2 separate regions of the Homo sapiens genome follow, and region 1 is linked to region 2. Evidence: chromatin contacts called from ENCODE Hi-C or POLR2A ChIA-PET data. All regions are on one chromosome and are shown on one strand. The core of a region is the stretch at or near the end of the contact, and the rest is flanking DNA. Distances in the headings are between cores, read along the strand shown. Region 1 overlaps DSE (dermatan sulfate epimerase). Region 2 has its middle 16 kb from the start of DSE.

Region 1 (6,950 bases), core at 3,777-6,276, 35 kb after region 2:
TGCCCCCTGTTTCCTGAAAAGATATTTTGTTTTCTTCCTTCTTTCCAGCATGACATTCCCTGTGACTTATTTCTGTCTAGGATTAGAGATAAGGATATTAAGATAAATGAGACATTATGCTTATACCACATAGTTTCTGTCTTCTCTAAATTTGGGTGATATGTCACTGTCCAAATGTATAGGTGACAAAGGAAGAAATGAATGCTTGTGGAAAGGGGCAAAAACTCTTGAAGTGTCAATGGTAAGGATTTTACTGAGGAGTCAGTTGGAGATGATAAGTGAGTAGGTATGCAGCTGTGTGGCAAGAGAGAAATTTTTCCCCGCCCTACCCCCAGGCTTATGGTGGGAATTGAGGTAAGTGAACAAATAGGATCAAGTTTCCTTAAGTCACTGAGAAAGTTAGAAATATCCCCAGAGTGATAGAAATTACCAGTGAAGGTTTAAAAGAGTATATGGACAAATGGTGATTTCAAATGATAAAAGTGCCAGGAGAGTCACACCTAGAGTCATTTAGAGAACTAGGCTGTCTCAGGAATTGAAGAGGCTGCCTCCATGTTGCTTGTGAATTGGTAGGATGTGAGATTTGGCCTGCATGGGAGAGCACAACTGGAGACAAGTTGTTATTGAAAGACTCAGTTGTTTCATAAAATCTGTAATTTGGAAGGATCTTAGGTGTTCCCCAACCCCACCTTATTTAAATTCTGAATCACCTGACAGGTGATCATCTAGTTTCTGCATTCATTTAGGGCTAGACATAAGAAGAGAGTTTGAAAAATAAGTTTACTACAAAAGGGAGTTTTTTTTCCAGCATAGACAAACAGGAATTCCATTAGGTTTGATCAAAAGAGAAGTAGCTAGGGGGACTCAGGCTGTGAATAGACATGGGGTAAAAATGGGTAGGGTGGGTATGAAAGTTTGGGTGGAGAAGTATACAAGCGAGAGAGAAGTATATGCCTAGATTAGGAGATGCCAAGAATGGGGCTAACACTATGAGAGCAGTTTGCTAAGACAGAATGAAATAAGGACAACTTACTCACCTAGATAAGGATATAGACTCCGCATTAAACATTCATGAACTTGTGCATGCACACAGACATGGGCATTAAATATCTGGCCATATTTCAGGCCCTCGGAGTTTTTAATTTTTTTAAATAATCATACCTATTAAGCACCTTTCATATGCCAGTCATTGCTCTGGGCACCTTTCTCATATTATCATTCATCTTCCTTACAGTCCTGGGAGATAGATATTTCTATCCCCAATTTACAGATGTGGAACTGAGTTGGAATATTTCTGCAGCAGCATGTTATTTGTCCTGTGTATCCATGGCCAGCAATTCAGAAATTATTCTCTTGTTCTACATAATATATGTAGTCTCCAGCAGTCTACTAGAGCTTTACTTTTCCTCAAAAATTATTTCCTGACTGGTAACATTTCATAGACTTAAATATACACCATATTAAGTTTTTTTTAGCAGGAAATACTAGCAATTGTGTAGATGTAGAAGAAATAATAATTACAGAGTATTCTTTTGAATTCTCTAGATAAAAGTTAATAGTACAGAAAGATTGTTTAAATTTACAAATAGTAACACTAATCAAGTCCTTATACCAAACCATTAAATAATAATTACAATCCTTGGGCATGTGATTAGACATGGGGACATGAGGGAATCACTTTAAATTTCAAAACAGAGCAACCTAAATAAAAGTCAGCACAGAAACAGTCATTCAGCAGAAAGGAAGGCTTGGCTGGTCTGGACATGGATAGACTAGGGAGAGTGTGAGGTGCCTAATCCCATGCAAGATGGGCCGAAAATTTTGAGATGGCATTTAGAAAAAGACCCATAGAGGACTCATGAAATCTATCCTTGGAATGTCAGGAAATAATGAGAGACATTCAGGCAGTGGTCTGCGATTAGAGGCATGTTAGTTAGGCATGCTAATAATGGGATGGCGAAAGTTGGGGGTAAAGCAAGTCACCTAGACCTAGCAGCCTGAGGTGGACTTAGTGGGAGCTTTGTGCCTTGGGGGAGGCTGGGAAGGCACTGGCCGTGATCACGGCTCTCAGTAAACTCTGTGATAATCACTCAGAGTAACCTTTAGAGTTCAAACATTGTAGTACATTTTATCTCCATATGATTTGTCTTCCTACACAAATTTTTATTGTTTCTTTTAATGTAATTATATTTATGTAGCTGTATAACTATATGTTTAGTTATCTCTGAGGATTTAAAAGTTTACCTCTTGACGCAGTTAAATTTATCCAACTAATATATATTTTTTAAGTGTTTACTAAGTGCTAGGTACACTTTTATGTGCTGGAGATATAGCAGAAAGCAAAGTGCCCTCCTGAAGCTTACATTCTAGATGGGAGAGCCAAGCACACAAAATAAATAAGTAAATTATATAGTAGATTAGAAGGTCATAAGTGCCATGAAGAGAAATAAAACCCAGGAGGGAATTAGAGAATGGTAATGGTTGGACTTGGTAATGATGTCATTTAAATAAGGTAGTCATTGCAGACCTCACTGAGAGAGTGACATTTGAGCAAAAATTTAAAGGGGATGAGGGAGCAAGCCACATGGATATCCTAGGGTAGGCATTTGGGGCAGAGGGAACAAATGTGCAGGCGCTGAGGAGGGAGCTCACCTCATGTATACAGGAATAATAGAGGCCAACATGGCTGGAGCAGAGAGAGACTGGACAGTCGGACATGAAGGCAGAGAGGCAGTATGGCCAGGCTGCTTAGCCCCTTGAGAGCAATGCTTAGGAGTTTGATGCTTATCTGAATGAGGTGGGAAGCCATTAGAGTGTTTTAAATAGAGTGGTGACATACTCTGAATTAGGATTGAACAGGATCACTCTGGCTTCTATGTGGAGAATGATCTTAGGGAGGTAAGAGTGAAGGCAGGTAGACAAATTTGGAGGCTGTCGCAGGCAAGACATGGTATGGCTGTATGGTGGTGGTAAAAGTGGCTGGATTCTGGACGGATTTGGAGTAGAGCCAACAGAATATGCTGATAGTTTGGATATGGAGAGTGAAATAGGGAAGGGAGAAAAGGAGGGGGTGGGGTTGAGTCCAATTACTGGCAGGATTAGTTGCCAGTAACTGAGTTGGGGAAGTCTAAGAAGGCAGTGCCTACGTCTTTGGGTTAACTACATCTATGTATCATTGTTTTACAAACCAAGTCTGTGGTATTCTGAGTTGATTATGATTCACAGGAGGACATTTGAAAAGTATGCTGGGATTTTAATGCCAAAGAACTCAAAGGTTTTCATCTGTGTGATAAAAGTGAGAATCAAAATAAGTACATATAAAAATGTTTGGAAATGTTAAAGACAGCAAAAAAAAAAAAAAAGTAAATTTTATCACTGATGAGTACTTGAAGTCTGGAAAAATGAGGAATGCTTGTATATAAGTAAAGAATGTAAAAGAACTTCATGTGTAGTAATAAAAGCACCACTCCATATATACTCATCCAATATATACAATTTTTATTTCAATCAGATGTACTGCAGTTACAGGTTTAATGCCCATAAATTACTTTCCAATGAACTTCCTTTTAGCCCTTTGCTTACCATCTGTATGTTTCATTTTTGGAATATTCCCAAAGCCTTTTAAAAAATGTGTCAGTCCAGTGTATTCTGCTTTGTCCTTTGCTTCAACAGCAACATTCTTAGTCATTTTTCTGGGTGTAAGTCAGAGAAAAATAGCAAAAGTTGACTAAAGAGAAAGATGTGGTGAAAGTATCACATTTTCTTTTATAATGGGACAAAGTATTATGGCAAGCTACTCATAATTCTAACAGGAACTTAGATGATTTAACTAAAAAGAAGATAAAGGGCATATGGATGGGGAAGCAGTCCCCAAGACCACCATCAGCCTTGGCAATTCACTAGAAGGACTTACAACATTTGTTATCATCTGGTTATGCTTTATTTAACACAGCCAAAGGATACAGATTAAACTTAGCAAAGGGCAAAGGCACATGGGGCAAAGCCCAGGAGAAAACAGGCATAAGCTTCTAGGTGTCCACTCCTACTGAAGTTGTACTCAAAACAACAATGTGTGCCAATACATGCAAAGCGTTGCTAGCCAGGGAAGCTCACCTGAGCCTTGGTGTCCTGGGCTTTTATTGTAGTTAGATGTGACTGACTTCAGCTACTCAGACTCCAGCCTCTCCAGAGCAAAGATAGGAGTTTATCATGAGTCATCTAGTTAACTAAAGTGTTACTGCCATGTAACCCAAGGCCTCGAGTGTATAAAAACCTCTTTATCAGGCAGAATATTCCAAGGGCTCGTCTCTCATGAGCTGGTAAAGGGCCAGTCCTGAAGACTTCTCTTGGGAATGTGTATGGTTTGAGCAATTCAGGTCTGCTAATATAACCCTTTCCCATTTAACATAGTAGATCCTTGAACATTGTATTAGTGCTTCTTAGAGGCATTATTACTATTAGAGAGTAAACTTATAGTATCTTATCCTAGAAGATATGATATAAGGACATACCAAAAATACACATAATGTCAAGAACGGTTTAGCTAAATTCATAAATGAGTGAACCAGATTAGATTGCATAAGTGAGGTTAGTAGTACTTTTTTTGTGGGGCGCTTCCCCTGAAAATCTGTAATCAGTGTCATGACTCACCCATAGGAGTTTGCAGACAAAGGGCTAGAGGAACAGAGAAACTAACCCACAAGTATATGTGATATTTATTGGGTTCAGGAAAAAGGTCAAAAGGAGGAAAGTTACCCTGGAGGTTGATGTTGAATTCTGGAATAGTCTCAGGAATCTGTTGAAAAACTGCAGAGTAATGAAACAGTACTTAGGAAAAAAAAGCATGACTTTGGTGAGAAAATTGGAATGAAAGAAAAAGGATAGGGAAGAAATGAAGATGATTTCCAAATAATTGGTTTGAGAAAATGTAGTGAAGAAGTTAAGAAAGTTCTGATTGGAAGAATTTAGTTTTAGGTGTATAAATGAGCACCTTAGACGGCAGGTTATGAGGAAGGAGGTGGGAGTGAGCAAATGACCACGTGCAGCCATGCAGCCATATTCTTGTGGGAAGTCCCAGGATTGAGACACTGCAGGCAGCTTGCAGGGAGAAAGGAAGTGAGGCATAATGGCTAAAATCTTGACTGTGACTCAGACACACCTGAAGTCAAAAATAAACCTGACCACTCACTGAATAATGCTGGGTAGGTTATTTCACCATTCTAAATCTCACTTTCCTCATCTATTTCCAACAAAATTACCCATAAAATAATTTTGGGGATTAAATATGATAATGAAATACACGTTCTTTGCACAGTAAAAGCAGTAAAAATTTTCTGGGAAAAAAGCATAAGAAGGATTTTCCACAGAGGTATTAAGAGAAGCAGGAGAATACGGTATCCCAGAAACTAATTTCCCAAAGTGTCAGGGAAGAGGAAGAGTGTGGTGTATTATCCTAGGTGGGGAGATTCTGGAGAGTGAGTACTAGGAAAGGGATACTGGGTTTTTCTAATGGGAATTTGAAAAAGGGCTTGGCCTGAGCAGCTTTAATTAGTATATTAGGGTTCTCCAGAGAAACAGAACCAGTAGATCCATGTCTACACCTACATCTGTTTATCTATCTATATCTAGAATTGGCTAGATTATGGGAATTGGCCATTATGGGAATGGGCTTTTGTAATTTGGAGGCTGAGAGGTCCCACAATCTGCCATTTGCACTCTGGAGACCCAGGAAAACAGGTGGAATAGGTCCAGCCTGAATATAAAGGCCTGAGAACTAGGACCACTGTTGGTGTAAATCCCAGGCAAAGGACAGGAGAAGACCAATGTTCCAGCCCAAGCAGTTAGGCCGAGAGAAAATCTTCCCTCTCTTTTTGTTCTGTTTGGGCCCACCCACATTGGGAGGACAGTCTGCTTTACTCAGTTTAGTCTCTTCTGGAAACACCCTCATAGACACATCCAGAAATGATGTTTGACCAAATACTTGTGTACCCTGTGATTCTGTCAAGTTGACACAAAACTATCACAACTGGTAAGAAAAGAAGTCACATATGTAAACATCAAAGGGGGAGAATTGGTGATACAGAATTAAAGATATTTAATTTACAGATTCAAGGAGTTACATTGCCAGTTGAAAGATAATATACATTGGCATTTGTGGAAAGTGGAAAATGTATTTTGATTAAACATCAAAATTTTAAAAAATTATATTTAAGTTTATAAGTAATTTTTTTCATCTGTTGCATTTCATCAGGACTTATATTTCTGCATTTAGGATTTTTTGTGACTGTGTAAGCATGTTTTTATTAGTATGGTGAATCAGTTAGCTTTATCTGTATATAGACTTTGGTTGATGAAGAAGTAGATTGGTAATTGCTTTTTTCCTCAGATCTGTTTGGTTACTTGGAATATTTAGCTGAAAGTTATAAATGTGCAGTTGAGCAGGAAGAAGAAGAAAACTTTTGGCATCAAATATTCTATATTTCTCAAAATATTTGATATTTTTAGTCTCCTGAAGAGACTGCAAGGTTGAGAATAAACAATGCATTGTACATATTTTAAAAATAGCATTCTCTGAGTGATAGTTTTGTGAGCGTTTCCTCCTGGGGTCATGGTGCACTTCCCCTCAGTTGGACTGACCTCGATGTTCTCATTGAGAAGATGATGATGGCTGCTAGTATTTATTGAGCACTTTCTAAATCCTAGGCACCATTTTAATGCTTTAAGTATATCAGCTAATTTAAGCTTCACAGAAACCCTATGAGGGAGGTACTATTATTTGATCCATTTTACAGAGGAGGAAACAGGAACGTAGGTAAGGATGTGATGATGCTAGGATTCAAACCCAGGAAGTGTGGCTCCAGCTTGCACCCTCAAACACTGATAGTGTTTTGAGGTGAATGATAACTAGCTTTTTTTTTTTTAAACACTTACTATGAAGTGAGGGCTTTAAA
Region 2 (6,746 bases), core at 209-2,708:
CATGAATCTACAGTCTTGAAACCCTTATTTTAACAGAACAGTCATCTGACTCGGTTTGGCTGTCTCATACCAAGATCTCAGGGCAGCAACAGAGTAACCCTTGCTGGTACCTGTGAGAGAAAACAAAGGGTCTGTTTTGAGTATAGTAGAAGGTAAAAAATGAACTTGATACTTCTTCACATCTTAAAACTTTTATTTTTTTATTTAAGAAGTATGCTAATAAGTTGTAACATGAACATTTAAATCCCTAGGAACCATCTTTATAGTTGATTATAATATATTTTTATTGGCTGAATATATCACAACTACATTCTATTCCACTCTATTATAGTGATGTTTGTTATTTATTAATAACTATTATTTTTACCTCATTATAAAATAGCTACATAATAGGAAATGTTTAGTAATGTTCTGCAAAGAGGAAAAAAAAGAATAAGGGATATTGACCATCTTGGATAGTTTTTCATGAATTCAAAGTCCTCAGTAAGTGATTTTAGAAACTCAACTTTATCAACTTAGTTCAAATAAGCAGTCTTTGCTGATTAAAATAGTCTTTTCTGTCATCAGAGTATTCCAATTCTAAACTCAGAGAATTTAGGAATTTCAGTTTATAATCAGAAAGCTCCCTGGTGAACTATGAATAGTGACAAAGGCCTTAAGGAATATTTATCCCAACTTTGGTAGAACCTGGAGAGTTGTCTTTTACATTTTATCATGCACCTTTCTAGTAACTGCAGTTCTTCTATCCCACAGTGGTACTCTTTAGTTTATGGGAAATTTAAATCCCGATATTAAATCTTTATTAATTTGTGTAACCTCCTTGGTTACACTGGCCTGTAAACAAAGCTCATTTCAGTCTCTGCTCAAACCCTTGGAAAAGTTAGTTAATATCTCTGAACCTCAATTCTGCCTGTAAATATGTAAATGAAAGGAACCAATTAGATGTCTAGCTATAACATTTCTTGATTTTAAGTGTTTATACTTTTTTAGAATCACCACTCTCCATATATTTGTGTGAGCTAGTCAACTATTATCTATCTACTCATGGCCTCCTTGGTACAACCAGTCCTTTCAGACCTTAACTTATCCTGTTCCTGCATCCAAGAATCAATTCAACTAAAATGGCTGGTCAGAACCATTTTTTCTCTTGATCACAAGGGTTCTCCAAACACAAGGATTCCTCAAATGATAAAATACCTGCTCCAGAAGAATCTCTCAATATGGTGCTGAATTTGCATAGGTTATTGATCCTAATTTCTAGACTCTGAATGGAGGCTAGTTGTGCTTGGAGCAGTGGTTCTCCAAGCATAAGGACTTAAAATCCACAGGGTTAGTGCTGGGTGAGGCAGAGGTCAGTAGCTCTTGAACTGGATAGTAAACATCAAGAAATTGAGAAATAAAAAACAGGAACTTTGGGATGCTTTTTAAAACCACCACAGCCTCAGATGTTTGTGTTGAAGGAGTAAGATGGCCAAGAAAAAAAAAATGTTAGGTCTGAGAGTTTACTCATTCCAATAACAGACCTGGCAGAGAAATCATTACCCATTTTGCAACACAGCCTTAGGGCAAGTCTGGGCAAGCTCTGGGTGGGCAAAAAATAGGCTTTCCAAAACTCACCTAGCTTTCCAGCCCACCCCACGTACATGCCCCACACGTGAAGTCTTCCTTTCTTTCCTCGTTTCTTTCTCCTTCCCCCCTCCTCCTTCCTCTCTCTCTTTCTCTCTTCCAGAATGAATGATTTGTATGACTGTGGAATGTGTTTGTCAGACAAGTCCATCAGGGACTTATAACAGTCCCTTAATAGGGTAAGAGAGAGATATGAGTCTTGTGGTCATAAGTGGTTGGGCTTCCCCACTACCTCATTCATTTATGTTAGCTAACTATTAAAATCTAGGTCTTTACTAATTTATAGTTAAAATATACATAGGAGTAAATGTGTGTTTGTGTGTGTGGGTCTGTGTGTGTATAAACACTGATGGATATTTTTCCAAATGAACTGATGATGACCTCTAACTTCTGGTTCATGAGAAGGAACTTTATGTCCTACTTTTGCTCTGGAAAAATGAAAAGACTGCTAAGGGGGAGTAGTCATGATGGAATTGTGCATGTGTGTGTTAGGTAATATTGGGTGGAAAATTAAGGGATATTTTCCTTTGTAGTATTCCAAATAAATCTGTTTATGTGATAGATAGTTACTTGGAATAAATATCTTTCTTCATGAGTGCCTTCTTAATTTCCAGAAAAATCTTATAAAGGTTTCTCAGTAAGGTTCTTTAAATAAACTTTGTTTCAATCATAATAATACTAGCTACCATTGAGCATTTACACTTCCTAGCATTGTGTCCAACACTTTACATTCTTTATCTCTCATCCTTATACTCTCAAAAGATGAGGCATTGATATTCCCAGAAAACTGAGATTTGGGGAGGCTAAGTAAATTTGCTTAAGGTTATGGAACAAATACATTGCACAGCTGTTACTTGATCATAGATCTGACTGTCTCCAACCATTGGACACTTACTGTTGTCACATAAGGGGATTCAGACAGATATCTAGCTTATTTTATAACTGTTCTCATTTGATGAGAGATTGTCTATAAAGATGTTTGGTTTTTGTGAGCTTTAATGGCTGATGTAAAACAATTTGGTAATTATTTTAAATTTAAAAAAATCTTATAATCAATCTAAACATACTCCTATGTCATATACTGAGACTCTTAGAAAATATTTTAGAGTAGAGGCAAGCAGTCTTCAGATACTGAATTATAATGCCTATCTACTTTTAAAGAGTGATATGACACCACTTTCAAAAATCTAGACTTCAGATGGCTTCCAAATGTACACCTATATCTACAGCAATACTTGGATATAGTATTTCCTGAAATATAGTCTTTCTCTTAAAGAAAAAAAGAATAATATTAGTTCAGGTCCTTGATATATGAGGCAAGGATTAGAGATTTGTTAAGTAAATGTTGACCCAGACTATATAACTCTAATGAGCAAAATCCCTTTAAAATTTTTAAGGAGATGGGATAACAGTAAGTAATATTTATTGAAAGCCTGTTGTGTGTTATGTGCTACTAGGAGCTTAGACAACATAACCTCATGTGGACCTTACAACTGCTCTGGAGGTCAGTCATTGTTCTTGAGTCGGGCTCTTTTTTCTGGTATAAGAAACAGAGTCACCCCCTCATGCTGTCTCAAAAGGCATGAGTTATTTTAAGGGAGAGTGGGTGGAGGGTTTGTACAGTAAGGGAACCAGGAAGCTCATGGAATTGTCATACAATCTGGCCTTACAAGCACTTCAGTTACAACTCTGTCAAAATGGGAAGGGGCTCAAGAAACTTGCTTTTCCCATCTAAGGAAAGGATGGTATTTTCTGGCTTTTGGTGAGGTGATTTATCTTCAGAATGGGTCTAATCTGAAAACAGACCCCACTGGGCAGAAACATGAAATCCATGTTCATAATTATGTAAATGAAATGAAAATTACTTGCATTCTTATAACATCTATATAAAAATTATAATTTTCTGTTTATTTTCCCACAGTTTTTCCTGTAATTATATTTTTTGGTTACATTACTTTTTATAATAAAATAGTGACATGTTTTACATTACTTTTTATAATAAAATAGTGACAGGTTTTATAATAAAATAGTGACAGGTTTTATAAAAAGCCAATCTGTAATTGGCTTTTTAATGAAATGTGCTTTCCATGGAAATACGCCAAATTTGACACTGGTGTCAATTTCACTGTACTCATTCACATATATAATACACACTACACATTTTTACATAGACACATACATATATAAAGGCACACATACCTATATGCGTAATTCATTTAAGCATTTTTATTATTGGACACTTGAGTTGTTTTCAGTATTTTGCTAATTTAAACAACACCATGTTGAACAACTTTGCATACATACAGTTTCACACATACGTGCATATATTCTAAGGAGTGGAATTGCTGGATGCAAATTTACATACCTTTTAAAGATTTGTTACATATTTGTCCTCCGAATCCTCTCTCAAAGTATTGTACCAATTTATACTTCCCCCAGCATTATATGAGACTCACAATTTCTGTGTACCTTCCTCAAACCTTCACATTCTTCTAATTTGAGCACTTCAGGTATGACCAGACTGTAGAGCCTCAGGTTACTGCTTATTTACCAATTGTTTTTCAGCTGATACTTTTAAGCCTTCTACTCCAATTAGGCCACAGACTCCTATTTCCTTTCCTTTTAGGATAATGCTGGCTAGGGCTCATTTAGCCTAATTTCTGTTTTGTGCCCTAGTAGAGTAGCTTCCTTTGTCCATGCTTAAATGATTTCAGAAGTCTAAAAGCGAATTTTCCAATACATATACCCGCTTCTTTCATGTCAGTAAAATAAAAGCATTATGGGACTGCTCAATTTGATATGTTATCTCAACTAATCTGTTAATACTAAATTGCAGACACTCAAAGGTGAGAATCAGTCCTAGGAAGATTGTGAGCAACCAGTCTACAATGCAAATACTAAGCAGGCTCAAAAGCAGATCTATAACTACAGCTGCAGCTCCATCAAGGCAACAAGTGGACACATCCTGGCAAAGTACAATCTGACCTCCTTTGTTTTACATTTGCTCATTGTTCTTTAACACATTTTAACTTGAAAAAGTTAAATAGCCTTCAATAACAAGACAATTACACTGTCATAGAATTAGTGTTGAAATCTTCCAGCTCACATACTAGACAAAACATAGTTCGCCCAATAACTATCTGGAGGATCCCTGAAGAGGATGCTAACCACATGACTATTGCTTCCCTTATTCAACCCACCCCTGAATGGCATGAAGGCTGTTAGCTCAGAGTGAAGAGGCTTTTAAACGCTGTCCTGTAGATTGGTATGGACAGGCTGCACTTCCGATTTATCTAGAGAGATATAAGACATGATCCATGGCCAAGGTAATGGGGTGGGCTCAGACATTTTTAAGTTCCTCCAGTAATTTTGGTAAATAGTTCTAGTTTTTGGAACTATGGCTCAGAGCATCAAAGAGAAATGTAGCTCCTGCTCCCATCCTGTGAACTTTACACAACTGCCTAAAGCTATGATATCTAATATGGTAGACAGTAGCCACTAGGCACATGTGGCTATTGGCCACTTGAAGTATGCATAGCTAGTCAAGATTTCAAAGACTTACACTAAAACCATAATGTTTTGGACATAGGGGGTTACATAAAAGTATTATAAGACCTAATTTCATCTTTTTAAAAACATATTTTAATGTGGCAATAAAGCATTTAAAGTTACATAAGTGGCTTACATTATATTTCTACTGGACAATTTTGATCTAGAAGGCATAGGTTCCATAGCTCAGGAACTTTGAGTCATAAAATTTTAAAGTTATAGGAATCTTGTAGATGAAACAATTATCTCACTTTGCGAATGACGAAACAGGTACCCCATTGGTAAAGTGACTTATTCTGGTAACCTGAGTTGTTGGTAGAGCCAGGGTATTCCCGAATCCCACAACTCTGGATTTCCATCCAATGCTAGCTTCTCCCTCCCGTGCTGCTTGTCTTTGGCGACAGTAGCCACACTGAGTGTTTTAGGATTCCTAGAATTCTGAGGCATAGAAAGCCTCACCACTCATAGCCCCTGCTGTAGTCTCTGCTCACCAGATTCTGTTTGCATAACTAATGCGTCCAAATTCATTACTACAGAACCATAGTCATGCCCTTAAGCAGATGCCTCCTCTTTTCACCATCTCACATTATTAGTTTTGCCTCCACACGGAGCTATGGTTTAAGTGAGGCCTTAGTATCTTTGCAAAATATGGTTCCAAAAAACAAATTCTACTTATTTGAGTAGTGTGACATTCACTAATAATATTTCTCCCACCCGCATGTTTACTAACATTCTGGTTTTCTCTGGCATCCAGAGAACAATGTTTCTTCTTCTCCAGTACTAGTTAGAAGGATCAAGTGTTGATGGGTGGTGAGCCCCTCCCTGGCTCATGCCCTTTAGCCACAAAAACAAGTTATCAGCCGGGCACGGTGGCTCAAGCCTGTAATCCCAGCACTTTGGGAGGCCAAGGCGGGTGGATGACGAGGTCAGGAGATCGAGACCATCCTGGCTAACACGGTGAAACCCCGTCTCTACTAAAAATACAAAAAATTAGCCGGGCATGGTAGTGGGCACCTGTGGTCCCAGCTACACAGGAGGCTGAGGCAGGAGAAAGGCATGAACCCAGGAGGCAGAGCTTGCAGTGAGCCGACACCGCGCCACTGCACTCCAGCCTGGGTGACAGAGCGAGACTCCATCTCAAAAAAAAAAAAAAGTTATCTTTTTGCATGGCATCAGCAGAGCCTTGCTTATATAACAGTTATTTTAAGCCAAAAAATTGTTTTTCTTCTTTCTCATCTTTTAATAAAATATGTAAGAACTTTAATAGTGTTATTGGTAAGCATCCAAAATATTTAGAAACTACTTCCCCTACCACAGAAATATTTGCTGCTCTGAAGGGTGCAAAGGATCTACTTTCCCCAATGATTCCAAGCCAGTTGAGATTCATGCATATATGTCCCAAAATGTATTAAAATCCGCGTGCGCACGTGTGTGTGTATTTTTCAAAGTCAGTGCAGATGCATAGAAATGCCCGGCCCATGTCTGTTGCATTTTGATGTATTTCCTTCTGAATGCCTCAAGTTTAAGCTGATCTGTCAAGTATAGAATTTATAGGGAGTAATTAACCCAAG

What was found. Hi-C counts contacts between places; a loop is a spot of excess contacts on that map. ChIA-PET counts read pairs that join two places held with the same protein, here RNA polymerase II (POLR2A). Pooled maps may share reads with other maps.
Region 1: a map with no recorded cell type shows a loop between it and region 2 (6-fold over the local background). The contact joins two enhancer-like sites. A Hi-C loop is called at or near these places in 2 of 168 maps with a recorded cell type or tissue (HepG2 and dorsolateral prefrontal cortex), 2 of 37 single-sample maps with no recorded cell type and 4 of 50 pooled maps. POLR2A ChIA-PET finds 5 or more read pairs at or near these places in 6 of 52 experiments (BJ, MCF 10A, OCI-LY7 and 2 more).

What each region holds. Positions count from the first base shown.
Region 1 is chr6:116,382,467-116,389,416 of GRCh38, forward strand. All of the region lies in intron 1 of DSE (dermatan sulfate epimerase), which reads left to right. Among named protein-coding and RNA genes, the nearest start is that of DSE, 15 kb to the left of the region's middle. RefSeq lists silencers at 3,960-4,254, 4,146-4,215 and enhancers at 6,738-6,787, 6,818-6,917. Within about 2 kb of position 5,027, at least 13 of the 41 ENCODE cell types and tissues checked have a DNase peak (open chromatin) inside an H3K27ac peak, as active enhancers do.
Region 2 is chr6:116,351,218-116,357,963 of GRCh38, forward strand. It overlaps a transcript of DSE not described here. Among named protein-coding and RNA genes, the nearest start is that of DSE, 16 kb to the right of the region's middle. RefSeq lists an enhancer at 1,511-1,620. Within about 2 kb of position 1,459, at least 4 of the 41 ENCODE cell types and tissues checked have a DNase peak (open chromatin) inside an H3K27ac peak, as active enhancers do.